Regions from separate parts of the Mus musculus genome. Here regions 2, 3, 4 and 5 are each linked to region 1. A link is a loop called in an ENCODE intact Hi-C map of the cell type or tissue named here. Cell type or tissue: left cerebral cortex. All regions are shown on one strand. Links, peaks and the distances in the headings refer to the core of each region. The heading gives the core; the rest is flanking DNA.

The links. Peaks named below come from ENCODE experiments on the same cell type or tissue, not always from the same donor. Only the 100,000 strongest peaks of a DNase experiment are listed, where the experiment ranks them.
Region 2: a loop joins it to region 1, with 5 times the contacts of the local background. A loop is called at or near these places in 2 of 42 quality-filtered maps.
Region 3: it touches region 1 in a loop (11-fold over the local background); 22 of 42 quality-filtered maps call a loop at or near these places.
Region 4: a loop joins it to region 1, with 3 times the contacts of the local background. A loop is called at or near these places in 3 of 42 quality-filtered maps.
Region 5: a loop joins it to region 1, with 2.8 times the contacts of the local background. A loop is called at or near these places in 2 of 42 quality-filtered maps.

Annotation. Positions count from the first base shown.
Region 1 is chr17:79,852,824-79,858,887 of GRCm38, forward strand. Atl2 (atlastin GTPase 2) reads right to left here. Exons shown (of 13, transcript NM_019717.3): 8 at 4,285-4,423; 9 at 3,313-3,440; 10 at 1,731-1,787; 11 at 1,011-1,082; 12 at 1-133. Among named protein-coding and RNA genes, the nearest start is that of Atl2, 40 kb to the right of the region's middle. In left cerebral cortex, for the core only: no CTCF peak of the experiment used is centred there; a DNase peak (open chromatin) is centred at 2,918.
Region 2 is chr17:78,821,676-78,827,739 of GRCm38, forward strand. Heatr5b (HEAT repeat containing 5B) reads right to left here. Exons shown (of 36, transcript NM_001081179.1): 7 at 4,557-4,714; 8 at 2,821-3,070. Among named protein-coding and RNA genes, the nearest start is that of Heatr5b, 11 kb to the right of the region's middle. In left cerebral cortex, for the core only: no CTCF peak of the experiment used is centred there; no DNase peak of the experiment used is centred there.
Region 3 is chr17:80,196,233-80,202,296 of GRCm38, forward strand. It overlaps Srsf7 (serine and arginine-rich splicing factor 7), which reads right to left. Exons shown (of 8, transcript NM_146083.2): 7 at 5,937-5,972; 8 at 3,848-5,370. The coding sequence ends at 5,316. Among named protein-coding and RNA genes, the nearest start is that of Gm51284, 4.3 kb to the left of the region's middle. In left cerebral cortex, for the core only: no CTCF peak of the experiment used is centred there; no DNase peak of the experiment used is centred there.
Region 4 is chr17:80,032,859-80,037,858 of GRCm38, forward strand. Hnrnpll (heterogeneous nuclear ribonucleoprotein L-like) reads right to left here. Exons shown (of 13, transcript NM_144802.4): 9 at 2,473-2,594; 10 at 1,188-1,389. Gm22215 (a small nuclear RNA gene) reads left to right here and starts at 649; the gene lies at 649-751. In left cerebral cortex, for the core only: no CTCF peak of the experiment used is centred there; no DNase peak of the experiment used is centred there.
Region 5 is chr17:80,046,190-80,051,189 of GRCm38, forward strand. Hnrnpll (heterogeneous nuclear ribonucleoprotein L-like) reads right to left here. Exons shown (of 13, transcript NM_144802.4): 3 at 4,439-4,676; 4 at 3,618-3,703; 5 at 2,576-2,672; 6 at 2,419-2,491. Among named protein-coding and RNA genes, the nearest start is that of 4933407O12Rik, 14 kb to the right of the region's middle. In left cerebral cortex, for the core only: CTCF peaks have their summits at 2,241 (motif pointing right), 3,274 (motif pointing right) and 4,506 (motif pointing left); DNase peaks (open chromatin) are centred at 2,237 and 4,564.

The DNA of each region.
Region 1 (6,064 bases), core at 413-5,412:
GATAACGGCGGCAGAATTCATCTCCACCCATTTTTTTCACAGAACGAAACTGTTTGAGCGCCACTTCCTTGAGATCCAGGTGTTTTCGCTCCAAATCTGAAGGTGCAATGTACGGCTTATCACCACCGCATACCTGTATAAGCCAAATTACAAAGAGAGATTACATGCTAGAATACTTGAAAAGTGTTCCTTGCTCAAAGATTTTAGTCTCATAAATTAAACTACTTAACATGGCTCCTTACATCAACTGTCTGTGCTGGCTGGTCTTATGTCAACTTGACATAACATCAGGATGTAAGGCATTTTCTTAGTGACTGATGAGGGAGGGTCCAGCCCATTGTGGTCCTGTGTTCTTATAAGAAAGCAGGCTGAGCAAATCAGGGGAAAGCAAGCCAGTAAGCAGCACCCCTCCATGGCCTCTGCATCAGCTCCTGTCACCTGGTTCCTACCCTGTGTGACTTCCTGCAGTGATGAACTGTGACATGGAAGTGTGAGCCACATAACCCCTTCCCTCTTCCCCAACTGGCTTTTGCTCCTGGTATTTCATTGCATCAATAGAAACCCTAAGACACTGCGTCAATCGAGTAATTTTCCAATCGTGACTAAACTACCAAAACTGAAAATGCAGTTTTTACACTGCCCTCTCCGACTTCTCTTTACCCACGAGTAAACAGAAGCAGCACAACAGACTCTTAGCAAAAGAACAGATTAAAGAGCACGTGACACGGTAAGTACTTCAGAGACCAGCCGCTTAGTGAAGAAACTGCCCTGGACTCAAGCTACTATTACTTCCATCCCAAGCTGAAAATTCTGAATTGAAAGTCAGAAAACATACCCTACATGCTAGCCATGTAATTTATTTTCTAACAAATTATTCCAGCAGAGACCAAAAAAAAAAAAAAAAGACAATTACAGAATAATGTAGCATGACAATATGTAAGGAGTGCAAATTAGTTCAATTATTTTATGCTACTCTTATGTAGCATAAAGTTTAAACATTAGTTACCAACCTGCTCCATACTTTTACAATAGACATCTCTTGCTCCTGCTACTGCTGCCAGGTTATTAGCCTCAGCTGTTGCCTAAAAGATAAAATATATATATATACCCCATTACTGTGAAAAAAAATGACTATAAATTCCTATTAACATAATAAATTATATACAACAAATAACTATGGAAATGAACAGAAAAACTATCACTCCCTAGTTTTCCTTCCCTTTGGGTGTATCAGTATTTAAGGTATGACGCAGGCTTAATAGGATTCCCTGTCTGACTGGGATTTGTGCTAAAACAGATCTGCAGACAATACATCACCATGTGCTCAGGAAATGGACAGAGATAAACACATGTAATCCCAAAACGTGCTGAGTCCTGGGAATTAAGAATTCCTTGTATGAACAACCAGATTTACACCAAAGTCATTTCAAACACACAACTGTCTTTTGTTGCATAGCTTTAATATAATTACTATTAACCCACTATAAAACTGAGGAATTGCCCAAAGTGGTAAATTTTAGAATATAGGAAATGTATATCCAGAGGCAGCTTGTTACTAGTAAACGAAACTGATCCTTACTTCAAGCAATAGCCCTTCATGAAAGCACAAAAAGCATTTAGTTCAGAGAGGCCTGTATTAAACCATCTCATACAGAAAGCACTTGTGTTACACTGTAACCCTCTGAAGCCATGGTTTTCATTCTCCACCCCCAACACTGCCTTACTCTTACCTGAAGCATAGACTTTGGGTGTGGTAGTTCCTCTCCTTGATATATTTTAATGTATGCCTAAAAAGACACAAGATTCACTGTATTGGTGTACAATACAATTTGATACAATGTCCCCCCAAAGAATTATCATTAAACATAATAGTTCACACCACAAAAACGAAGTTCTAGGCCTTAAAACTCATACACTGTAAGTACAACAAAGTCAATTCTATCCTGAATATTAACACATAGGTATGTTGCCAAATAAAATCCTCTTCAGAAACTTTTTAAATTCCAACTTATCTAAAATTTTACTTCACATTTAAGTTTTATATGTAAAGTATCATCGATTAAATAAAAAGAAATCTTTCATTCTCTCCACTTTCAATGCTTCAAACAGATGTGAGAGAGCATGTTAAATCATCATTTAAACACTTGAACTCAAACCCTAACTTGCAGTCAGAGCAGGAGCCTGGGTCTTTAAAACATACATCAAGTTTCAAGGAACAAATGGCGAGGGCTGGGGTGGGGGTGAGGGGCAGGGAGTGTGGGTTTCATCCACACACACTCCACACAAAAAGGAAATCCACACACAGTAAAGGAGGAAGGAGGGACGAGGAAGAGGAAGACAAGTGCACAGCATCCAACACGAGGTTTTTGACCTCAACTTTCTATGGACTCAAACTTAATTCATAATTAAACAGTGACTCGTGAAAGTGCTGAGCACCTAACAGGGAGCAAAGCCCATTAGCGTCCCCAGCTGTGCTCTCCACCCACCTATCTCTTAGCTATTAGTACAACTCACTCTGTATCAACAACTTGTTCCAACAAGAAATGCTAAAACAGAGCAGGAAAACCTCCAGAAGTAACTGACCTAGACTCAAAACCCAGACACTTGTAGCTCCTATTAGTCCTGAGAACTCTGCAGGAAGACTCTGGGAGAGCCTGGGCTATAGAGCGACTCCAGGCATTGCTCACAAGGGCAGAGCCGTGCTACAACGTCGCGAATGGGTCTTCTCTCCACAACAGAGATGCAGAAAAGGAAGGAGATTCTGACAACAAGTAGTGTCACTGAGTAGAAGACACCATGTGCTGTCATCTTTTTAAAAAGATTTATCTGTTTCCGTGTGTGTGTGTGTGTGTGTGTGTGTGTGTGTGTGTACATCCCACGTGCAGGCACAGCCATCTGTGTTTATATGCACTCGAGTCTGGGCCCACCCTACGCTAGCTACCATGCAGAGACTAGGAGACACGTGTTCTCTCACGCTCTGACATCCCTTTTATTCATTGTCTTTCTCTAAACTTGGGGCTCTTATTTTCTCAGTGAGCTGGGAAGCAACCACCTATCCAACCCCCAACTGTCTCCTCCCTCTCAAGGGAGTCACAACTATGTGAGATACCAGCTTATTATTTGCTATCTAGGATGAAACTTGGGTCCTCAGGATTGTCCAAGTACTTTTAGCAACTGACCCTTCCATACCCTTAATGTTGAAAAATGTATATTGTTTTTTTGCTAGAAAGTAAATTTCTCATCCATAAAGGTGTGTTAAAAGTTAAACTACATTTCTTTTTGAGACAGACATTTAGCTTAGAGGTCACCTACCTTAAAATACTCTACAAGATCTCTACAAGTGACTTTCGATCCACTTATCTCTTTCTCAACAAGATTTTCAGGAGCAAGCAGCAATGGAACCAGATTTCGAAGCTCCCGTTTAAAGTCTTCATCGATATCTGATGGACATGAAGTTAGCCGCCATATTATTCCAAAACCAGAAACAAGTTCTCAATGACATAACTCATGAGGTTTTGTTTATGAAGAACACACAGTGAGGTGGATTCTATTAGTGAAGATTCTTTTTTCTAAAAAGTTCATCTCAATATGCCATGGCTCCTACAGGAGAGAAAATCCTACTACTCTTCTACCCCACTTCCCCGTCAGTCTTCCAGCTCAGATGATGAACTTTCAAAACACATTCTTGAGTAACTAAAGCACCTTTGTTTAAAAAGCAAGTCATACAGGGACCTATATTAAATTCTGGTGTTACGCTGTCTTTCTAGGTGTAGACAGTACAAATACATAAAATAAATCTTTAAACTTTTTTAAATAAAACAAAACGGTTAACCAGTATGCTATGATCAATCAGTATGCTAAAGAGTGACAAAGCAACCAAAGGCAAGCTAGAACCACCACAGGAGAACACTGCAACTCTCACACAGTTATCACTGGAATGAAAACGTAAGGAAACATTTACAGGCAAGTAAGGGACGCTGGGAGTGGGGAAAGTAGTCGCCCTCAAGGAGGACCAACCCAAGCAGTTGCTGGTCAGCCCTGAGACATATCTGAGTAGCATTATACAAACTGAGCAGTTACTGTTAGAAACAGGTATGTATATGCACATACATATGTATGCCAGAATAAGTAATGAAAAAAGAGGCCGTGAATTTGAAAGAGAGCAAGGCTTCAAGGAGGGAAGGAGAACTGTTCTAACTACATTTATAATAGCAAAGATAAAAACAAAATCCAATACAAACGTCCAAGTGCTACCTAGGAGCCTCAGCAAGCATGGACACCCACCTTTCAGTCGTCCATCAAAGCTAGGGTTGGTGGCGACTTTGAGGCCGGGGTGCGGGAGGAGGAAGCAGCCCAGGTTTGAGAAGCAGTTGTGGATGTGCTTCCTGACGTTCTGCAGCTCCTCGTGCTGGTTCTGCTTCACCTAAAAGGAGACAGAGGGAAGTTGTAAAAGGTTGGGTTTTTTTTTTTTTTAATTTTTAAAAAGGACACATATATACCATACCCACATACATACTGAAGCAAAAAAAAAAAAAAAAAAAAAAAAAAGCAGATTTTCCTAAGATGAAGACAGCCTCTGAGCAAAGTACAAAGTCCAATGAAGCGTTCCAGCGTAGGGGCTGGTGGCTCAGTGGTTATGAGCATAAACTATTCTAGCAGAGAAGCACTGTGGTTCCCAACAAACTGCCTGTAACTTCAACTCCAGGACATCCACACTCCGGCCTCCAAATGCACCTCTCTCACATGCACGTATCAACAGACACACAAACATACATGCTTTCAAGAGAACTCAGTGGAGCTGGAGAGATGGCTCAGGGGGTAAGAGTACTGACTGCTCTTCTGAAGGTCCTGAGTTCAAATCCCCACAACATATGGTAGCTCACTACCATCTGTAATGAGAGCTGACACCCTCTTCTGGTTTGTTTGAAGACAGCTACAGTGTACTTACATATAATAATAAATCAATCTTGGGGCCGGAGTGAGCAGAGGTCCTAAGTTCAATTCCCAGCACCACATGATGGCTCACAACCATCTGTACAGCTACAGTGTACTCATACATAACATAGATAAATAAATCTTTTTTAAAAAAGAGCTCAGTGTAGTCCAAACCAACAGAGCAGGAACTCCAGTGCTCTCAACCGTCTATTACTTATGCCAGTCACTGATCTTTGAGAAAGAAGACACTGCTATGTATTTTAAGAAGTCTTTAAAAACACCTTTACATTTTAAAATACATTTTATGTATTTCTTTTTGTGTGTGCGCGCATGTGCATGTAAGTGTGAGGATGGCATATGTGTGCTACACGCGGCACACATGCAGAGATCAACCTTCAACAATTGTCCTCTCCACCATATGGGTCCTGGGAGACGGACTACACTCACTGGGCTTAGAAGCAAGTTGTCTACCTGCTACACAATCTCATCAGCCAATGAAAGAAACTTAAAACTTAAAAAAAAAAATTTAAGTAATTACTAGCATGTCAACATTTAAAAAATATTTTTTTAAAAAGAATAATTACTAGCCTGTCTAGATTAGGAGGTTTTTTCAGACAGTCTCACTATGTAGCCGTAGCTCGCCTGGATGGAACCTTCCACGTAGGTCAGGCAGGCCTCCAACTCACGAGTGAGCCAGCTGCCTGTGCCTCCTGGTGATGGGATTAAAGGTGTGTTCAAGTGTCACTGTTCCACGCCTGCGTCCAGGGGTTAACTCATGCATTCTTCCAAGTGTTCTTCCACAGGCCATTCTAACAAACATTCACTGTTCATAACTAAGACCTCTAAACTACCTACATCTCCACTAAGACAATGTAGTTATTTATCAGTGTAATATGTACATAGTAAGAGTGAACTAATAAACTATATGCAACAATATAGTTTAATCTCAAGAACAAACTAGTGAACAAGTAAGACACAAAAGAATATATTCTGAGTAAGCACGGCGCTGCAAACTCTCCTCCCAGCATTAGGAAGGAGAGGCAGGTGGATCTCTGTGATCCTTTCTGTACTTTGTATGAAATACAAAAACAAAACCTGTTAAAAATGATAGAGGTTTTAGCAAAGTAAG
Region 2 (6,064 bases), core at 612-5,611, 1.0 Mb before region 1:
AAAACTATGCAGTTTATTGCTTAGTGGCAGATTAAATAACTAGGAACTAAACTGAGTTGGCTTTAAACTTTTTAGGGAAAGAGGTATGTGTGTGCACAGTTTGCACGTGGAAGTCTCAGAGCAGCTTGCTGGAGTTAGTTCTCTCCTTCCACATTTTCCTAGGAACTGAACTCAGGTCATGAAGCTTCGTGGCAAGTGCCTTTAACTGCTGAGCTACCCTGCCAGCCCTGGATGGACATTAAAACGCTGTTGAACAGAGTCACAGCAATGCTAGGATACATATTGTGTGTGTGTGTGTGTGTGTGTGTGTGTGCGCACACACACACACACACGGAAGATGCATATATAAATAAGGAGGAGCAGGAATCCCTGATGTTTTACAAAAGTAGGCTCAGAAACATGGATATACTTCAGTGTCAAAGAGCTTGCCTTGTATGCTTGAACCCAGAGTCCTGGGTTCAATCCCTAATACCACAGAAAATAAACACAAACAAACAAGCCAGCAACAAAGGCAGACTTGGGGGTACAAGATTTGGGCTCTAATAGCAACTTCATATAAGTTCTGTGATGGGCGCGCTACTCGACTCTGCTATAGCAGAGTCTTCCTCATCGGTCTCAAAGGCGCCTGTGCTGACTAACTGGTCAACAATGCATATACACATCCCGTTTCAGGACATGCCTAACAAGTAGCATGTTAGTTGTTAATTATTATTACTACTCCTGCTTCAAGTGCTCCAATAGACTGGCGGCATCACTGCCAAATCACTGACCAGAGAGTGGATTCGCAAGGACAGGGGCGTAGGATTGACGGGGACACCCCTCCCCGCTCCCTCTTATTCTCATGTCTCTTCCCCAAACCTTTAATAGCCACAAGAATTAAAATGTGAGACAACTAAATATGCCTTGACAAACCACTGCTAATTGAGAATACCTCATGGTCCATAAATCCCTGATATAATCATGGCACTTAATCCAGTAATTAGGATTATTTTTTTAAGGTCAAATAGCTAAATTACAGCCATAAAACTAATATTTCTTTTTTTTCCAGTTTTTTTTTTTCTTTTTGAGACAGGGTTTCTCTGTGTAGCCCTGGCTGTCCTGGAACTCACTTTGTAGACCACGCTGTCCTCAAACTCAGAGATCTGCCTGCCTCTGCCTCCCAAGTGCTGGGATTAAAGGCGTGCGCCACCACTGCCGACAAAACTAATTATCACCATGAACTGATAATAAAGATATACAGTACAAAATGATAGTCATAACTAATCCCTCTTTCTTTGTGGGAATTTCTGGACTGGCAAGCCATGAACTCCACTTTGAGCTACTGCAGCCAGCGTGCTAGTTTATGCCTGCCACTTAACACAATGCTGCTGACACTGAGATACTTGAAGCAGCATGCGAGTCTTCCTCCAGTTGTGAATATAGGATAGATTACTCCTTAGCTATATCTAAGAAAGACCTCATTAATCCAAACACCCTTTCATTGATAGCTTTCATCTACCCTATGCACTGAAAAACTTTAAGTAAGCTATTAATTAAAATGCAAAAAAAGCCAAACTGAAAATTTATTTTGTTCATGCTATAAGACAATTAAGTGATTATTTCTATATATGGTATATCCTTATTTTTAAAGACCTCTTTTGGGCAATATAATTTGCCTCATTAGAAATTAGTGCCTACTTCTAATGGTGCTAAACCTAAACTGTCACACAGCTTGTACCTTGCCTGACTCTGGTCCTGAGTGCAGTATAATCTGCAAAGGCAGGAGCTTCGTGGGGTTCATTTAGAGCTTGCTGCTGCTCTCATGGCTCAGATACTTAGTGATACACAGAGATGGGGAAGAGCTCCTTTCTGACCAGGGTTTCTTTCCTGGGCTTCAGGTGAGGATAAAGTTCCAGTCTGAATGTCCTATAGCCCAGGAACATAACTACGTAGATGCAGTCACGTCTCCACAGGGAAACAGCTAAGAGAGGGGATATTGAGTGTTTCCAGCAGAGGTGGTTCGCTTTTGATGTGGTGAACAAACCAAATACCCTGATCTGAACATGACATGTTGTAATAAGCACTAAAATGTCACATTAGATCTCCAAATAAAAACAAGTTTATGGGTCAAATACAATTTTATCTAAAATATTATTTCTTTAAATTATGAATTATTGACTTTTCGCAATGTGTCCTATAAGCGGTTATAGTTATCTGTAACTATTACTTTCTACGTCTTCATATTAGGCCTATTAGAAAAGAGAAAGAAAAACAGGAAAAAATATATATTTACATAATAAGAGGCTTCAAGCAGGAAAATTTCATCAGATTATCCCACAAAAATAAAAATACACCAGTGCATTCTGGGAGACTTAAAAGCAGCACAGGCACTAGAAAAAACCCAAACCCAAACCTTACCCACGTGCCGCTCAGTTTTAAAGCTTTGTTTCAATGCAATTATATGCTGCTTTAATATTTTTTAAAAATCACTCAGTAAAACTGACATAAGGAGTTGGAACAATGGCTCAGAGGCCAAGAGCACTGGCTGCCCTCTGGGTCTGTGCCAGCACACACATGATGGTTCACAGGCATCTGTGACTCAGAAGTAGAGGTTTCTGAAGCCCCTCTCCTGACCACCACAGGCACCAGGCATGCACATGATACACATGAGAGGAAAATTACAAGTTTGAAGCTAGCCTGGGACACAGTGAGACCCCCCTCCCCCAACCCGAAACAGAAAGGAAGGGAGGAAGAGAGGCGGGAGGGAAAGAAGATAGGGAGAACTAAATTAAATGTCTAGGGTCAGCAGCAGCGCGTGTTACGACACCAGGTCTCACTTACCCACAGCTTTCATCTGCTTTCCGATTGCCTGGCAGATCTCCTTGGCAGCTGCTATCTGGGCTTTCTCACCTAACAGACTGCCCACGGTAGCTCTCAGCATGAAGGACACACATCGCCTGGAGTACACAGCGTCCACGTGTGTTTGTGTTGCTCGAGGATGGGAAACCAGATCAAGTACGTGGGACAAGAATGTGGCAAAGCTACGCTCCAGCCACTGGCCACCCAGAGTTGTCACAAAGACAACATAGGCCTAGGAAACACATTAAGACACAGCTTTAGGTACCTCTGGGTGGACGGAAAGCAGCACAGAAAACGACAGCCAAACAGCGATGGAAGCAAACACAACAAGTTAGACCTGAGATTAAACAGCAGAGATGAACTTCACATCTTTTTACGACTTCTACCAAAGGAATTACTGGTAGAATGTTTGAATGAGACAATTCTTTTCGTTTGTTTTTGTTCATTTGCAATCAGAGTCTCATGGAACCTTTGCTGGCCTGGAACTCACTATGTAGGCCAGGCTTGAACTCACAAAGAACTGCCTGCCTCTACTAGGATTAAAGGCACGTGCTATTATGCCTGGCTTGAATACAAAATTATTGAAAAGAGCCAGGCATTGTATTGCGTGCCTGCGATCTCAGCCTTCAGGGCAATCACCTCAAGTCCAAGGGCAGCCTGGGCAACAGAGTGAAAGACTCTATCTAAAAATCAAAGTCAAAACACCGTAAGAGTCTCGAGGACAAGCCACTCATGAAGAAGTAAAGAGACCGGGCTAAGGTGGACAGCAGAGCTAAACTCAGTCAGGATCAGCAAAGTAACAACTTATGGAATGGAAGTTACCATTGCAAATAGATACTAAGAGCTGCAGCATTCTTGCCAGAGTTCCTGAGATAAGCAGATGGCTTCCACTGTACATTTTGTGTCAGGGACAAGATACCTTCATGGTGACACTGACTAAGACCATGAGCCATGCAAACTTACTAGATGGTATCAGATCTGTAAATATTAGTTATTATTTTGAAATTATAAATCCAAGTCATATTTGATTTTATAATTCATTACAGATTAGTCACTGACAAATCCAATAAGAGGCATAAATCAATCAAATCACAAGGTCTATGGAATCTAAGTTAGTCTAAATGTCTAAACTAGTAATGTCTAAATTTAGTTCTAAACAAAACTGTCTTACTTTATTATTTTTTAAAGGATTATATTGTATCTAGTTTCACTTTTATTATTTCATGTTTATGTTTTTTTGAGTAAAGTCTCCATGATGGGACTTAGGCTGGCTTTGAACTAAAGATCCCCCTGTCTCAGCCTGTGGCCTACACTACCATGCTAGGCAAAGCCTACTTTATAACTTATTTGTTGTGAAATAAAATTTGAGAATATTTTTTAGATATTTATGTACATATAGTAAAAATAGACATTTATACATCAAGAATTTAACTCTCAGACCAGGATATAGCTCAGTGGTAGGGTATTTGCTTGCCTAGTATGTATAAGGCCCTAATATCAGTTCACAGTATTCCCCCCCCCCAAAAGAGACATAAGAAAAAAGGAGAATCTACCATTACTTATAAGTATGCGATGAGATTTGCAATCTGGATTTAATCCATTCATTGGTTAAAAATGTTTCAAAGAAAGCAGGCTGTTAAAATGTTCCGATTTGCTCTTACGACAGTCTCTCATGCAATGATCCAGACAGAGCCCACTCACGCATGTGCATTACAAACCTGTGTCACACCAACTCTCACTTCCCGATTAACAGACCCTCCAACTTTCAACATTTCTCCGCCACTCTTTAGGAAACCCGACCCTCCGCGCAGAAATCCCGTGGCCATGAGTTCTAAGACTTCATCGAAGGTTGCTCGCTTCACATTTTGCCGCATGACTTTAAGGAAGGAAAGTAAGGTTAAGAGCAAATGAATTTACGCAGCACGGAAGACTAATCTTTCCAATATTCTAGCTTAAATGTCCTAGGAATGATTTTAAGAGTACTATTATAAGGAAAAGGTCAGTGTCTTATCAGCAAAAGCTTGATTAATTTTTGAAGCAAAAAAAGCTACCTGAAAGGAGCTAGGATGTAACCACTCGATGCAAACAGTGGCATGATGGGGGTTATGCCTGCGCAGCACAGAAGAACACCAGACACCACTGCAGACATGCTGACAGCTCTTACCCCAACTGACGACACAAAGAACCTTTTCTTTTCTTTTTTTCTAAAGATTTCATTTAAAGTTTTACTTATGTCTAAGTGCATGTTTCTTCCTGTCTATAGGCCCTATGTGCAGAGGACAAAGGAAGGCATCGACTCCCTGGCACTAGAGTTAGATGGTTGGTTGTGAGCTGCCCAGTATCTGTGCTGGGGTAAGAAATCAGGTCCTTGGGAAGAGTAGCAAGTACTCTTAACTACTGAGCTATCTCTTCAGCCCCCACAAAAACCTGCAGTTACCAGTGTGTTAAACTCCAAGTATGGAGTTGCAGGTGACAGAATCTTTCACATACAGAAGTAAAGATGATCCCTAAAAGCTCTGTGGCGAGGCAGAGCCTGTGTTTACGTATACAGGATGTGGAACTGATGTGTCGGCTTTAGTTTCATACCTACACAACAGAACACTTTTTTAGAACACACATTACATAATCTCTATAAGCCTCGTTATAAATTAAAAAATATAAATTTATGAGTGAGAAAATTCCTCATTTCTAAATGATAATAACAATGATACTTACAGTTCATGGGGCTTTTTTGAGAGTTAAATAAATTATACAGTAGAGTTTTTACATGGCACATAAAAACATTACCTCACCAGCATCATACAATGAAAAGCATATCACTAAACTGAATCTCAAACAGCTAATAACGGTGAGGGCTGGGACATAAACCTATAACCCTCTCACATCTAATTATTTTCTACCCTGTAGAGTTCGGGTAAGGTGAGAGCAGCAGAGCTCAAGATAGTCAGCGCCTGCTACATTATTTCTTCCCACTGTTATGTGGCCTGGTCACAATCATCCCTGAAATGTCTGTGGAACAGGGAATCAAAAACAAAGGCACTATACAATTAGTGCTGCCCCCGATACTGACTAGTAATGTTCAAATGAGACTGAAGGTTAGCACTGTGGCATAAATGGAGGTCTACATACCAGAAACTGAAGGAAAGCAGCACATAAGATGCCAGACTCCTATAAGCATTACACAAACCATTTCATAAGTATGCCAATAATATGATCAGTGTTAACG
Region 3 (6,064 bases), core at 658-5,657, 340 kb after region 1:
CTGGTCTGAAAACTGTCCGCTACTGGGGAGAAGTCATCCGTTTTGACAGAGCACACAGCTTTGAAAGAGACATACATGGTGTGATGAAGGAGGAAAAGGACACCCTTTTAGCCAGATGAGACCAGCCATATTAGTACTGGAGATCAACTGTTGAACAGCTCACCTCACATTCAAAAGTAAACAATCACGTTCCTTGTTTTTATCTAAAGGTGTTAAATGTCTACACAAAACCACTACTTTAATGGTAGAGGAACTTTATTCTTTTTTCTAAAATTTTTTAATTATTTATTTATGTATATATAAGTACACTGCAGCTGTCCTCAGACACACCAGAGGAGGGCATGAGATTCCATTACAGATGGTTGTGAGCCACCATGCGGTTGCTGGGAATTGAACTTGGGACCTACGAAGAACAGCCAAAAGTGCTCTTAACTGCTGAGCCATCTCTCCAGCCTGAGTAGCTTTACTCTTAATTACCAAGTGTTTAACCTTCCTACTGTGCTTCCTCTCCTCATTTTACAATGAAAAGCTCTAGCCTGGCCTGGTGGTGCACACCATTAATCCCAGCACTCAGGAGGCAGTGGCAGATAGATCTGTATCCTGGTCTATAGAGTAAGTTCCAGGACAGCCAGGGCTACAAGGAGAAAGCATGTCTTTGAAAAAAAACAAAACAAAACAAAACAAAACAAAAAAAAAAAAAAAACAACTTTAAAACTCCGAAGTCAGGCAGGAATGTTGGCAGGTGCTTGTAATTCCAACACTCAGGATGTTCAAGGTCAGCCTGTTACAACATTGAGAACAGGCAGGGCAACTGTTTCAGAAAAAGTAAAATTGGAAAAGCAGGGAGAGGGTAAGATCATGCAGCATTCATGTATGAAATCACCAGTGAAGCAAGAGTTCCAAGTCGCCGGGCGGTGGTGGTGCACGCCTTTAGTCCCAGCACTTGGGAGGCAGAGGCAGGCGAATTTCTGAGTTCAGGGCCAGCCTGGTCTACAGAGTGGGTTCCAGGACAGCCAAGGCTACACAGAGAAACCCTGTCTCGAAAAAAACAAACAACAAAAAAAGAGTTCCAAGTCAGCCTGGGCTGCCTGAGGCTCTACTGCATGTGGTAGCAGGTAGCATACACCTTTAATACTAATACCCATGAGGCACAGGCAGGTGGACCCGAGTTCTAAGTCAGCCTGCAATACTCAATGAGGTCTCCAACCTTCCCATCCCAATACAGACCTGAGCCAGGAATGGTTGTAAGCCTATAATCCAGCACTGTGAAGCAGGACTGCCGCTAATTCAAGGCCTGCCAGGAACGTATTTTAATACTTTCTCAAAAGAATTACAAATTTCAGAGCAGCCTAGACAAAAGTGATATCCTACCTTAAAAAAGCTCTGTTCTTAGATGATGATTTTATACTAAAATACTATCCTAGTTATTAGTCATCTCTGGGTTTATCCATCTTCACTTTGCAAAATACTCCACAGCAAGTCGAGTATTAAACCTTTGCTTCTTTTTCCTAATAAAAACTCTACTTATCCCAGGTCATTTTCTTTTATGCCAACTGCCAATTTGATACTTTCTGGGCCTTATCAATTTGCAAAATCAAAGGGGCTGGAGAGACAACTATGAGAGGACCCAGGCTGGGCTCCCAGTATTATCAGGTGGCTCACAATCACCTGTAACATGTTCCAGAGATCTAATGTTCTCTTCTCTGAGCACCTGCACTACATATGCAATGCATATATTATACCTTAAAAAGAAAGCTAATCACTTAATATAGTTGTTCAAAGCCTGATGGGGGAGCTATGCTTCCCTCATTCTATACAAGGATAAAAAGGTGGGTTTTTGTTGTTGAAGAGTCCCAGTCTCAAAATGGCAACCAACAGATTGGGAAAAGACTTTTACCAATCCTACATCTGAGAGAGGGCTAATATTCAATATATACAAAGAACTCAAGAAGTTAGACTCCAGAGGAACAAATTACCCTATTAAAAAAATGGGGTACAAAGTTAAACAAAGAGTTCTCAATTGAGGAATACTGAATGGCTGAGAAGCACCTAAAGAAATGTTCAACATCCTTAGTCATCAGGGAAATACAAATCAAAACAACCCTGAGATTCTACCTCACACCAGTCAGAATGGCTAAGATCAAAAACTCAGGTGACAGCAGATGCTTGTGAGAATGTGGAGAAAGAGAAACACTCCTCCATTGCTGGTGGGATTGCAAGCTGGTACAATCACTCTGGAAATCAGTCTGGAGGTTCCTCAGAAAATTGGACATAGTACTACCGGAGGACCCAGCTATACCACTCCTGGGCATATACCCAGAAGATGCTCCAACATATATTACAAGGACACATATTTATAATAGTCAGAAGCTGGAAAGAACCCAGATGTCCTTCAACAGAGGAATGGATACAGAAAAGGTGGTAAATTTACATAATGGAGTACTACTCAGCTATTAAAAACAACTTCATGAAATTCTTAGGCAAAAGGCTGGAATTAGTATCATCCTGAGTGAGGTAGCCCAGTCACAAAAGAACACACACAGTATGCACTCACTCATAAGTGGTTGTGAGCCTAAAAACTCAGAATACCCAAGCTACAATTCACAGACCACATGAAGCTCAAGAAGAAAGACCAAAGCATGGGTGATTCAGTCCTTAGAAGGGGGAACAAAATACTCACAGGAGGAAATATGGAGACAAAGTGTGAAGCAGAGACTGAAGGAAAGGCCAGAGACTGCCCCACCTGGGATTCCATCCCATATACAGTCACCAAACCCAGACACTATTGTACATGCCAAGAAGTGCTTGCTGACAGGAGCCTGATATAGGTGTCTCCTGAGAGGCTCTGCCAGTGCCTAGCAAATAGAGAGGTGGATGCTCACAGCCAACCATTGGACTGAGCACGGAGTTAGAGAAAGGACTGAAGGAGCTGAAGGGGTTTGCAACCCATAGGAAGAACATCAACCAACTAGACACCTCAGAGCTCCCAGGAAGTAAACCACCAAGAGTACACATGGAGGGACCCATGGCATATGTAACAGAGAATGGCCTTCTCGGACACCAATGGGAGAGGCCCTTGGTTCTGCGAAGGCTCAATGCCCCAGTGTAGGGGAATGCCAGGGTAGGGAGGCAGGAGTGGGTGAGCACCCTCATAGAAGCAGGAGGGAGGATGGGATGGGGGTTTCCGGAGGGTTAATTGGGAAGTCCCAGTCTCAGGCTGCTGAGCCAGGGAATGGTGGCTCCTGCCTTTAATCCCAACACTAACTAGGAGGCAGAGGCAGGCCAATCAGAGTTCAAGGCCAGCCTGTTCTACAGTGAGTTCCAAGACTACATAAACTCTGGTGGGGTTGGAGGTAGGTGTGGGTGGCATAAGGAGCCTCAGACTGTAGCCCACATTGCACTCTATCTCTAGATTCCTCCAGCCTCAGCCTCCAGAATGCCAATGGCTTATGTAGCCTAGAATGACCATAGGTTCCTGATCTTAATGGCTTCATTCCCCAAAGGCTAAAATGATTAATACATACATACATACATTCACAACAGGGCCTGGGCTATTTAAAACTAGTGTTAAAAAAGTATCAGCACTTTTCCTGTCTTGTCTAGCAGTGGTGGTCTCAACTACCAAAAAACTAAGTGTACTAAATGGACTGGATACCACCTAACAGGTGTCTGACTGACTACACAGCCCAAGCTCTTGTAAAAGCTTAACTGTTTACTAAGATGCTTTACTCCATTCTCATCCCTTTAGGTTATATATATCTAGAATGCTACTGCTAGCTAATCTTTAAAAGCTACATGGGTTGTTTTTTGATTCAGATATCATACTTCCAAAGACTGAATATCAGGATTATTTGTTCAATCTCTGCAGATTTATTGAACAAACTTAATTTTTGAATACAGAACAATTAAAGCTAACCAAGTGCAACAGATAAGTCTGCCAATTACACATAGCTTCATACCAACCACTTATTCAACCAGTCAAATTCTAAAAACAGAACCCAAATGACTTTCAACATACTAGTGACCACTCAGCCAAATAAATTTGGGGCAGACAACTTCGATGAAAAAGCCTAAAATAGACAAGGACAGATTCCTGTGCTATTGTTTTTACACCAAGGCTAAGAAATATAGTAAAAAGCTTGTCCAAAAAACGTTTGAAAATGACCATTACTGCCCTATTATGCATAATATATTTAAAGTCTGAGTAAGAACCTACTGGCTACACCATTCTAAGGTCTACCAGACACTACCAAAGGAGGAAAAACCCAAAACAAAAACATAACAATCCTTAGCTACATGAAATGCTAATATGTAAGGTTTACAAAACTGCTTTATCTTATTAACACTTTGCTTGACATCTCTTTATACCAGCTTGGCAAAATAGAACAATGTCAGTAACCAAGCTAACCAAGTGCAACAGATAAGTCTGCCAATTACACATAGCTTCATACAAAATCTAGCTCAGATATTAACAGGTTTTTGCACAGGATAAGGCAATCCATTCAAAAGAACAGAGGACTGGGGCTGGATAATTTTGCAAAGCTGGTTTACAAGGTTTTGTTCCAAATTCAGACAATTCCTCAAACATGCATTTTTTGGTATTAAATTGGTTGTTTGAAAGGAAAAAAGTACATTGAGCAGAATTAACCCAACTTAATAGCCTGAAAAACTACACTACTAAAATCTCAGCCGCTAGAAATCAGTTTCTACTGACATGTCAGTAACTCTGCTTATTTTCTGTCATGCACCAATTTGTAGGCTTATCAGTGGTCCCTCTAAGCTTGACAATTCCAAATTGTTAACACCAATTCTCAATTTAGAGATCTGACATGATGCACTCATGCTATTAAGGACTCAAAGATCATCTTACCCAAAGGTACAAGAGTAAAATGAAAATTTCAAAGTCCTTTCAGATCCTGGCCAGTGTTACGTATAGAACAGTTAATGATGTTTAACTAACACCATTAAACTTTGAATACAGGCCCATATAAATATGGCCAATAATTCTCTTGATTGTTACCTTGCCTGATGCTTACCCAATTGAAAAGTATTAATATTGAACACAAAAATCAAAACATCTAGTTAGAAACATTTTATTTAAACGTGTCAAATAAAAACCCACATTTTCAGACCATAAGATGTTAATACATTCAACAAAACAATATTTACTGCTGTGAATTTTACAGAGTAATAATCCAGATCCATTTTGATTAGATGGTTGATGATCCTTCCTAGGTTACACTTTACAGACATAACAAATCCCTTATAATAATGTAAACAAAATAACTTTTCCCTAACGGGTGAACTTGAGAACTTCAGTCCATTCTTTCTGGACTTGCACTTCTGTGTGGACTTCCTGATGGGGAACGACTAAAAAGAAAAACATTAAGTTTGGAACCAATTAGTGTAACGAAGCTTCTTGTGTACAAGTCAGAGCAATTCAGTATTTCAGTACATTCAAAGGGATCAAATACCTTCTACCAAAGATCTAACACACAAAAAATCATATATCCCCTTTTGAACTTGCTTGGTATTTTTCCTTAAAGACTCTTAATTATGTGTGTGGGACAAGTGGCTGGAGAGGCCAAAGATATCAGACCTCCACCTGACATAGGTGTTAGAATTATAGAATTTGCAACTATTTTCAAATTTCTTCATTGTATGCACATTTTCTCTTCAGCTATTATACATATGAGAGAGAAAAAATGTTCCTTAAGCATGCCATTGCTACAAGACACTCAAGACTAAAACACCTTACATTTTTCTAACACGCGTGGTTAAACTAAAATTTTAATAGGAAAATAAAAAGCCATCATTGAAAAATATATCCAATCTATACAGCACCAACTTTCCAAAGAGTTCAAAGACTAGAGTAGGCAGTTGTTCTCCAGGAGGCCACATTTTGACAAGATTTGGCAACAAAATGTTTAGCTTACCTTCTTTTAGGAGATGGAGATCTGGATTTTGATCGGCTGTTAAAACATGAGAAATTCTAGTAAGAAAAAGCACCAACCAATCTTCTTTTTAATCCTACAACCCCCCCAAATTACAATAAATTGCCATA
Region 4 (5,000 bases), core at 1-5,000, 180 kb after region 1:
GCATTTAAGCCTTTAGTACAACATGAATTCATGTATGTTCAAGTTAACATCAAGTTCTGAGGAAAAAAAAACCCTGAAATTGGTTTGAAGCTATGTAAATAATTGTATATATAATAAGACAGATTTTTTAAGTTGTAATACATTCCCACAGACTTTATGAAGAGTTATCTGAACACTGAAGAAAGGAGCACAGTTCCGGAAAGTACCGGACCCCTGAAGCGCTGCCACAGTTCTGAGTTACAGTGGGAGGGTGAGATTTAAAGTGCAGTAAGTGTCCTGTGGTTTCTGGTTTCTGGTTTGGTTTGGTTTTGTTTGAGTCAGGCTCCTGCTAAGTAACTGAAACAGCCTGAAATGCATGTCAGTAATCCTCCTGCCTCTCAGCCTTCCAAGGGCTAGCACTAGTACTACCCACCACACTCAGCTAAATTAGCTGCTTTGGCCTACCTTGTCACAACTGAGCTATTTTAGGTACTTGTATTAAAGTTACTTTGTGAGGTAAGGAAACACCAACCTAATTCCAAGTTCCCAAAAGATTGAGCTATACCGCAACAAAAGACCAATAAACATGTAGGCTTCCGGGAGGCAGACAAGATCCTAGAAACTTCTGGTTACCCAGTCTAGACAACTGGCAAGTTCTAGATTCAGTGTGCAATGCTCACTTTGGCAATGCATAGGCTAAAATTGGACACAAAGACTTAGCATGGCCCTTGCCCAAGGATGACACACAAATGCATGAAAATGAAATGTTCATGCTTTCTCTCTCTCCCTCCCCCTCTCCCTCTCTCCCTTTCTCTCTCTTCCTCCCCCTCTCCCTCTCTTTCTCTCTCCAGGGTTTTTCTGTATAGCCCCAGCTGTCCTGTAATTTAATTTGTAGACCTGGCTATGCTCAAATGCAGAGATCCACCTGCCTCTGCCTCCCAAGTGCTGAGATTAAAGGCGTGCACCACACCACTGGCAAAATGTTCATATTTTAAAAGCAAATTTAATGAATATACACAAGGTGGAGATCAACAGAGGAAACCATCCAACACCACCAACCTGTAGGCTCTACGTACACAAACCCAAACCAAACTAACAACAAAAAGCAGGATTTTAGAAAAATTCTCAAATGAGGCTGAACTATGAAATACTACATAAACGTAAAACACAAAGCGCAGCATTCTAACACTGCTTTCTTCAGTGCCCACCTTTGTGAAGGTCTCTTCTGTGACACACAGCGGAACATTGTAATAATGCAGCACACATGACGGTGGCTGGATTATATTCTTAGATGCTTGTCCAGCACTTGTAAAGCGATTATTTTTGCTCATTGCAAAATCTTTGTAGCTGCTCGTACCATCCTCTAGCTCAAATATTTGACTGGGAACAACTGAGTGCTGTTTAGACACACTGAAGATTAGAAAAGAAAAGCACAATATATCTTGTTAGACAAAAAGCAGCAGGTAGTCACAAATATTTCTATGAATTAACAAAAGAAGGTGCTATTTAAATTTGGTGCAGGCAACCATTTATCCAAGGGGATTGGTCCAGGAACCCCACCCTCCTGCCAAGGAAAATAAACAAACAAGAGACTCAAGTCTCTACCAAATGCTACAGCATGTACATTTAAACTATGCACAACCTTCTTCTTATTTACTCTCTTGGTTTTGGGCGCTTGTTTTTGTTTTTGAGAGAAGCAGGCCTGGAACTCACTATGTAACTGAGGAAGAGTTTGGCTTTCTGATCCTCCTGTCTCCAACTCCCAAGTGCTGGGATTACAGGTTATGCCATGATGCCTGATTTTATTGCCTTCTTTATAATGCAAATCACCTCTCTAAACATCTAATATATAACATAGTATAAATGCTAAATGTATAGATGTATATATTATTTAAGAAATACTATGTTTATGTTCTGTACAGATATATAATTTTTTCTCACAAACATTCTCTAATTATGGATGGTTGAATCAAGAGGTACAGAATACATCAACTGTATGCATTTTGGGTTATAATCAATCATGTCTATATTTTAAGTATCAATTAGAAATAAAATATATCAAATATATTCTCATCTTAAGGACTTATCTGTTTTAACATTGTTTTACAATAATGAAAGTAAAAACTAGGAGATTTTGGTTACTAGAGGGCTCAGTGGTTAAGCGTGCTTACTGCTATCGCAAAGGACCTGAGTTCAGTTCACAGCACCAAGACTGACTGGCTCACAACCACCTACATTTCCAGCTACAGGGAATGATGCCCTTTTCTGACGTTTTTGGGCACTTGCACTCATATATATAAACATATTTCTAATTTCTAAATAAAAAAATTCATTTAAAATTAGAACAATTGCATAACCTTAAAACTTGTTGCCAATAATAACAATATTAATATTGTTCCCTTCAGATATATGCTCAGTTACTACAAAATACTCTAAAGTTAACAAGAATCTCAAAACATTCTTTAACATTTATAACTTAGGACAAGTAATTACCAAACATTAAGTCTTTTCCCAAAGAGTTTGACATTATTAAGGTGGGTGACAGCTCTTTCCACAGCGTACTCGTCACCCATTTCTACGAGTGCTGTGCCAGGAATGGTCTTCATAAACTTTACCTGCAAACACAAAAAGGCCCCCAAAGATCATTTCTTAGAGTCTTAACCTTAATCCATCATTCACGAGATAGCCTTAACTCTTACCAAACTGAGTGAAGTTAAAGGGGAGACTGGACTGCAACTCGACTCGAAAGCACACTGAGCCCAGGTTTACTCCAAGGTTCTCTGTGTGCTCGAGAGGTAAAATCTACTTAACTCCTCTACTGCAGACTGTCGCTGTAAGATGAAGATAATGACAGGATTCCTAAGTATTCAGCCTACTTTGTCAATATTCATTCAACAAATATTTGACTGTCAGACAGGGGAAGCACTGTGCTAGGTACTACAGATTTTTGGTTTGTTTTGGTTTTATTTTTTTTAATTTTTTTTTATTTTTTTGAGACAGGGTTTCTCTGTGTAGCCCTGGCTGTCCTGGAACTCACTTTGTAAACCAGGCTGGCCTCGAACTCAGAAATCCGCCTGCCTCTGCCTCTCAAGTGCTGGGATTAAAGGTATGTGCCACCACTGCCCGGCTGGTACTACAGATTTATAACCTTTATGTTGCCTTTATATTGAAGTGAACAATTCAGAAAAGACAAGGCAATAAATAAATAAATAAATAAATAAATAAATGCCTAGAGATTGCATGGTAGTAGAAAGTGCAATGGTAGGTTCTTAGAACTATTAAAACAAGCAGTAAATAAGAAATTTTGCATACACTTTCCTTCTTACCTGTCAACATCAAGGGAACGCTGAGAATATATATAATCACAAATAAGTTCACCATTTCTTTATCTCCATCACTTCCAGGTTCTAAGGGACACCCTAGCACTCTACATCACACCTGAACAAAACTTGGTGTAAAAGAAAATTTCAGCTTTACTTGAGATCAGTGGCTTTGCTGTAGGCAACACTTTATCCCTTGATTTAATCTGTAATATCCTAAAAACTAATACTTATTATAATTATATAGTATATATAGTTATCTAAGTATAAGTTAATGTGGTTCTTGTATTTGTAAATCCCCTGCCCAGATAAACTGGAAAAGAGCCCTCGAGACAGCACAGGATTTGTCGTTCAGGTATGATTTCTAGCACCTACACAGCGGCTCACAACCATCCACAACTGCAGTTCTGGGGATCCAGTCTTTCTTCTGAACCCCACAGGCACCAGGCACACATAAGCCACAGTATATACACTTGCAGGCAAAACATCCATACTCAATTTTTAAAAAAATTAAATCACTGGAAAAGTTTAAGTATGAATAAAGGATTATGATGGTTTGAATTTTGTGCATCACAATCCATCACTAAAGAGTATTTGAAACTTGGGAGCTGAAGAGAAGGCTCAGCAGTTAAGAGCACCCACTCTCTGCTGCTCTTCTAGAGGACCAGGTTTAATCCCCAGCACCCACATGGTAGCACACAACCTTCTCTAACTCTAGTTCCAGAAGCCCTCTTCTGGCCTCCTTGGATACCAGGCATGCAGGTGGTGCATAGACATACATAGGGAAAACCCACACACATAAATAAAATACATAAAAGTTTAGAAAAGTACTAAAATTTTGAGGTAATATGAAATGAAACAGTAGAATTAGTCAAACAACATACCAAAAACTAAATCATGAGACATTCTTAACACCAAAGATAGATTAAACTTTCGGAATTTAGTGTCTGCCTACCCTTAGATCAAATACCTCTTTTTTTTCTTCTTCTTTCTCTTTTTAGTATAATGAAATGATGGAGATAACTCTTGTCTAGGACTCTCAAGAGCTGCTTATTAAGGCTTTAGAATTAATGAACTAAGAACTCGGAACACTAAGTTTTTAAGCCATGCTCCCACTCCCATACCAGTGACTCACAGATTTATACTTTCTTATCACTAGGGAAAGAACATTAAAATCACAAGAGAGGAAAAAAAACATTATACAATATTGAAACATTCTGTCAAAGTAGGTCAGTTTCAGATATTAACTGAGCTCAAATAAAAACACATTGTTCCTCATAAGATCATTGAAGTTGGCTCAACAGTTAGTACTTGCTGTTTTTACAAAGAACTTGGCAAAAAATCAAAAGCCAGACGGAGGTGGCGCACGCCTTTAATCCCAGCACTCGGGAGGCAGAAGCAGTCAGAGTTCGAGGCCAGCCTGGTCTACAGAGCGAGTTCCAGGACAGCCAGGGCTACACAGAGAAACCCTGTCTCGAAGAAACCAAACCAAACCACAACAACAAAACCCAGAACTGGGATTTAGTACCAGCACACACATATGTGGTTCACGTCATTCTTAACTCCAGTTTCAGGGGTTCCAGCACCCGCTTCTGTTTCCATCAGTGCACATGTGATGCACATGTGATGCACAGGCACACACGCGAGCAAAACACTTACACACATACAACAAAAATATAAAAAAATTAAATTCCTATCACT
Region 5 (5,000 bases), core at 1-5,000, 190 kb after region 1:
GCTGACTTCAAACTTCTCTTTCTTTGCCTGTTTCCCAAGTGCTGGGATTATAGGCATGTACCACCATATCTGGCTCTCCATAAAGGGCAAAGCAAACAAATAATTTTAATAAACTGTCAATTTGAGTCAAGCTTAAATCACTACAGAAACTATTTTATGTTTTTAAGCTGCAAGTCTAGCAAGAAAGCTACCTATCAATAATAAATTAGAAAAAATAAGAGTATTTTCCCTAAAAGCATAAATATAAATTTATTTTACTTTTCTTAATTATGTTTTATTCTTCAGATAGCTACCTTATATGTTTCTAAATAAATTATCTAACTAGAATTCCATTTAAAAAAAAGTTGGCTTTGTGTAAAATTCAAATCTACTAGAAGAATACACAATGTTAAATGTGTAAGTGTTTTGCTGGGTAGAATGGCACCCACCTTTAATCCAGCGTTCTGAAGGCAAGGGCCTGCAGATCTGAGTTCAAGGCTACCCTGGTCTACAGAATGAGTTCCAAGATAGTCAGGGCAACACAAAGAAACCCTGTCCTAAAGTGTGTGTCCCACTCCCCCCCAAAGAAAAAAAGAAAAGGAAGGAAGGGTGGGTAGACAGGTTGATAGGTAAGTCAGACGAAGCAAGTTTATATTGAAAATGTAGTGTTCAGTAACCGTTAGTGGTCAGAAGTGAGAGATTTCTCATCAACCATATGTCCTCTTGTTTGAGTTCCTAAGGATTTGGTTTCCAGTATTGGATCCAACTGCGTCAAGCATAAACCAAGCAAATTTCCATAAGTATCAAAAATGGGGGTCTAACAAAAATACATTTTATGAAACAAGCCTATTTACAATTGCATGCATAAGATGAAATGGTTTCCTGGAAACTGAGAGCAAAAGTAGTCAATCGTAGTATCTGTGTGAACACTGTGTCTCACTCTCCTTCCTTCGGCTAAGCACACGTACCGTCAAGCACTGCTCAAGGTATTCTGGACGGTGGTTTCTAGCTAACTTTACAGACACCCACCTAGGGTTTTTCTAATATGGAGTCCACTGTTAATACTGTAGCTGGAATGTAGCCAATACTGAAGCCCCCTTGTTTTTACAAGATTGACATTTTAATTTGTATATTTCAAAATTACCAGTTACTTAACAATTTATCAGTGAAACCTATGCTTGTGAAATTTAGCATTTATAGGCTACTGGTGGAAATGCATTTCAAATGAAATGCTCTTAATATTCAGATTTATCAAGTTTAGATATATTCTATCTTGAAAAGGACACGTTATTTTCACCTATATTTGAAATGTCAAATTTTCTGGTTACACAAATTAACATAAGTAAAAAAACCCTTTGTTACAAAATGTGACAACTTATAAACAACCACTTACAAAAATCAAACCACACAGAAAAACATCTTTTACATATAATGCACCTTTTCATTTTGTTAGACCCTCTGTTCATGTTCATAATTAGGGAAAAACAAAAACAATAACAAAGTAAACTTATATGCCACAATGTGTACTTTTTTGTGCTGAGGATCAAACACAGGGTGGATTCACACTAAGCGCGTGCTTCACACCACTGACCAGCTTATCCTCAGACAAACCACACCTTTCTACCCACAGATCTTTAACGTCTGTGTGAATTGGTTAAGCATTATCAATCCCCAAGGTGTGTAGATAAACTGACCCCTGGTTAAAAACCAATTAACAATTTAAAATCTAAGCTGAATACAGTTACATCAATGGGCAGTAAACTTTACAACATTACATAAAGTCTAGTTTTCATAAATAAAAACTCTACAACTGGAACCTTAAGGGAAATCCGATCAGTATACATACAACTTGAATAAATGGGCACAGTCTATCATGGTGTTCATCCCATGCAAGTCTGAAGTACTGTTAAATGTCGTCCTTTACAAACTTGGGCTGATGATGCATGTAGTATGCAGTCAAGGTGAATTGCAAGTCTGAGTTTTTCAGAGGGCTTTGCTGATGCCGGTGTTGTGCATGATGAAGTGTAGAGTCAGCCTGCCGGAGTCCTCTAGCCTTCTGAATGCCTCGTCCAGCTTGGGGGAAAAGTCCTTTCCATAGAGAAGCAGTGTGCAAGTTTGCAGTTTGTAAGGAATATTCTGAATCAGTTTCCTCTCCTCCAAAGAGAGAGAGCTGCTTGGAGAAATGCAAGTCCTTGAACTGCGGGCGTGCCTGTATGTGAGGGCTCCTTGTTGAACTAAATATAAATAAGCTCAGCAGGTACCAGTAGGGGGCACTAATGTCCAAGGTTAATTTCCAGCATTACACGGACTTTTGTAACAAAAGCATTCAACAAGATTTTCATTTTAATTAACTAGCTCATCTCAGAAAAAAAAGAATGCGACTGCTTGTAAAGTTTCTCAGCAGATCTCAGTACATTCTAAAATTCGTAAAATACCTACCTCGTCTTCCCAAATAAGGTTTAGTGTAGTCCCAACTGTCATTGTCATTCCTAATAACATTTAGACGAGTTGGCTGTGGAAAGTGAAGATAAGTAAGTTTAAATTGAATACCCAAGTATAAATATTCCTTTGGTAGACTGTCGAAAGAAATGCTTACCCTTGCATATTCAATTTTTAGTGTGCAACATCCGGCATATATATCAGCTCCATTGAGTGCTGCTTTAGCCTTCTGGGCGCAAAGGACTGACTCAAACGTAAGGCTTCATTAAGGAAATGTGGCTGAAGAATTCCTAAATTTAGTTGTGTTTCATTCCTAATGAACTAAAAAGATAACCCAACACTGTGTTTCTGAGAATGTTTTCCCAAATAAAATTTCTAAGTAAATCTTTATTTAATAAAGATTTAAAGATTGAGAATAACACAGAAAATATAACATGATCAACATGCCCACATTAACCCTTCCAAATCACTAGAAGGTCTATAAAGTAGAGAACGAAGGAGGTTCTATCCCCCAGTGAAGGGCAATCTATAACTATGAAACAGAAAATTATTTTACTCTTAAAGAACAGGGCCAAGGAAGTAACACAGTTGTCAGAGTGCTTGGACGAGCGCGTGGAGCCAATGGTCTCAACCCTCAGTACTTTAGGGGACTATTTTATGGTACAAAGTTATCAAAATAGTAAAATTCCCCTATAAGTACTAGAATTTCATCTTTTAAGCAGGGCACAGTGGTATACACTTTTTAAAAAAAAAAAATGTGGACCCTGTCAGGGTTGCCTCTTTTTCTTTTTTTTTAAATTCATAGATTTATTTGTTTTATGTATGTGAATACACTGTTGCTGTCTTCAGACACACCAGAAGAGGGCATCTGATCCCACTACAGATGGTTGTGAGCCACCATGTGGTTGCTGGGAATTGAACTCTGGAAGAGCAGTCAGTGCTCTTAACCACTGAGTCATGTCTCCAGCCCAGTGGTGCACACTTTTAATCTCAGTACTCAGAAATGGCCCATCTCTGAACTAATGGCCAGTCAGAGTTATACAAGATCCTAGCTCAAAATAAGACAACAAACTTAAGACTGCTCTAAGATGAAAATACAACACTTGCCTAAAAATGCTCAAGAAGAAAAAAAAAAAAGATATCAATATGAATTACAAACACTTCTATACATCAGTAACACATTTACAAATAAAGGATATTCAACCATTGCTTGTATCCCATTTCTCTTGAAGATAACAATACGCTGTACTTTTCCAACAGGGTTGCATACAGTATACAGAACATCCTATGAAGAAAAAAAAGTATATTTATTCATTTTTTATATTTAGAAAAACATTAAAATTATATTCCATTTTGTTTTATCTAAAAAGTAAAACTTACAAGACACCATTCCTCTTAATTACTAAGCTTTTTCAAAAGAGGATCGCATTTGCTTCTAATGCTGTGGCCCTTTGACACAGCTCCTCATGCTGTGGTGACTCCAACCATAACAGTGTTTCAGTGCTGCTTCATATCTGTGATTTTGCTACTGTTGAGAACCACAATGTAAATCTCTGATATGCGACCCTGTGAAAGGCCGAGAACCACTGGGCTAGATAGAGGCAGCTCAGACCCTGGCTGGGTTTCCAGCAACACAGCAGCCAACACCCATCTGTAGCTCCAGGTCTGGGGGATTTGTGCTGCTCTCTTATGGCTCAAGGGGACTACACACATTTGGTGAACAGACATACATGCAGGCAAAACACCCATACAGAAGAAATAAAAATAAATATTAAAAAAATTATCTAAGCATGTTGCTGCACATCTTAAATTCTAGCACTTGGGAAGCAAAGGCAGGGAGATCTCTTTAAGTTCCAGACCAAACTGGTCTACATAGCAAGCTTCAGGCCAGCCAGGGCTACATAATGAAAATGTGTCTCAAAACAAAGGAAAACAACAAAACCAAAAACTAGTTGGCAGATAAGAAGTCTACAGGCAAGTTGTCATAGAGGCAGTTTGTTCTACTGAATGAGATACATACCACCGTAATTGGGTAAAGAGGATTCTGAATAGAGAGCAAGAGCACTTTGTTGCCCCCTGATGGATCGTCGGTATTTCCTGGCCGAGTGATTCTTTTACTTGTAGAATAGTTGAAGAAAGCCTGCTGGCCAGCAATGTACACAGGCACATCTGCAGCAAATGTCACACATTCTTTGGCACTATCTATATTTTCAAACTCCACGAGAGCCTGTCGTTTAAATGGCATCATCATCACATAGCTGAAAAAAAAAAGAAATATCAAAACACAACATCATTCTCCGTCAAGTAAAGCAGGTTTTAATCTCCTCGAATGAAGGCTTACTTATCTCACACCCGACTCAATCAAGCCCAATCCCATTTCCAATCACTAATACCCCTCCTGCAAAGCAATTAGAAAACATCGAGACACAGAAACTAAAATAAAACTCCAGAGCCAGCAAGCAAAACCCATAGTTAAACAGCAGGAACTAGCTGGGTATGGGAGCACAGCTGTAATCTCAGCCCTTCAAAATGAAGGCAGAAGGGGACTTCAAGTTCACAGCCAGTCAGTCTCAAAATAGAAA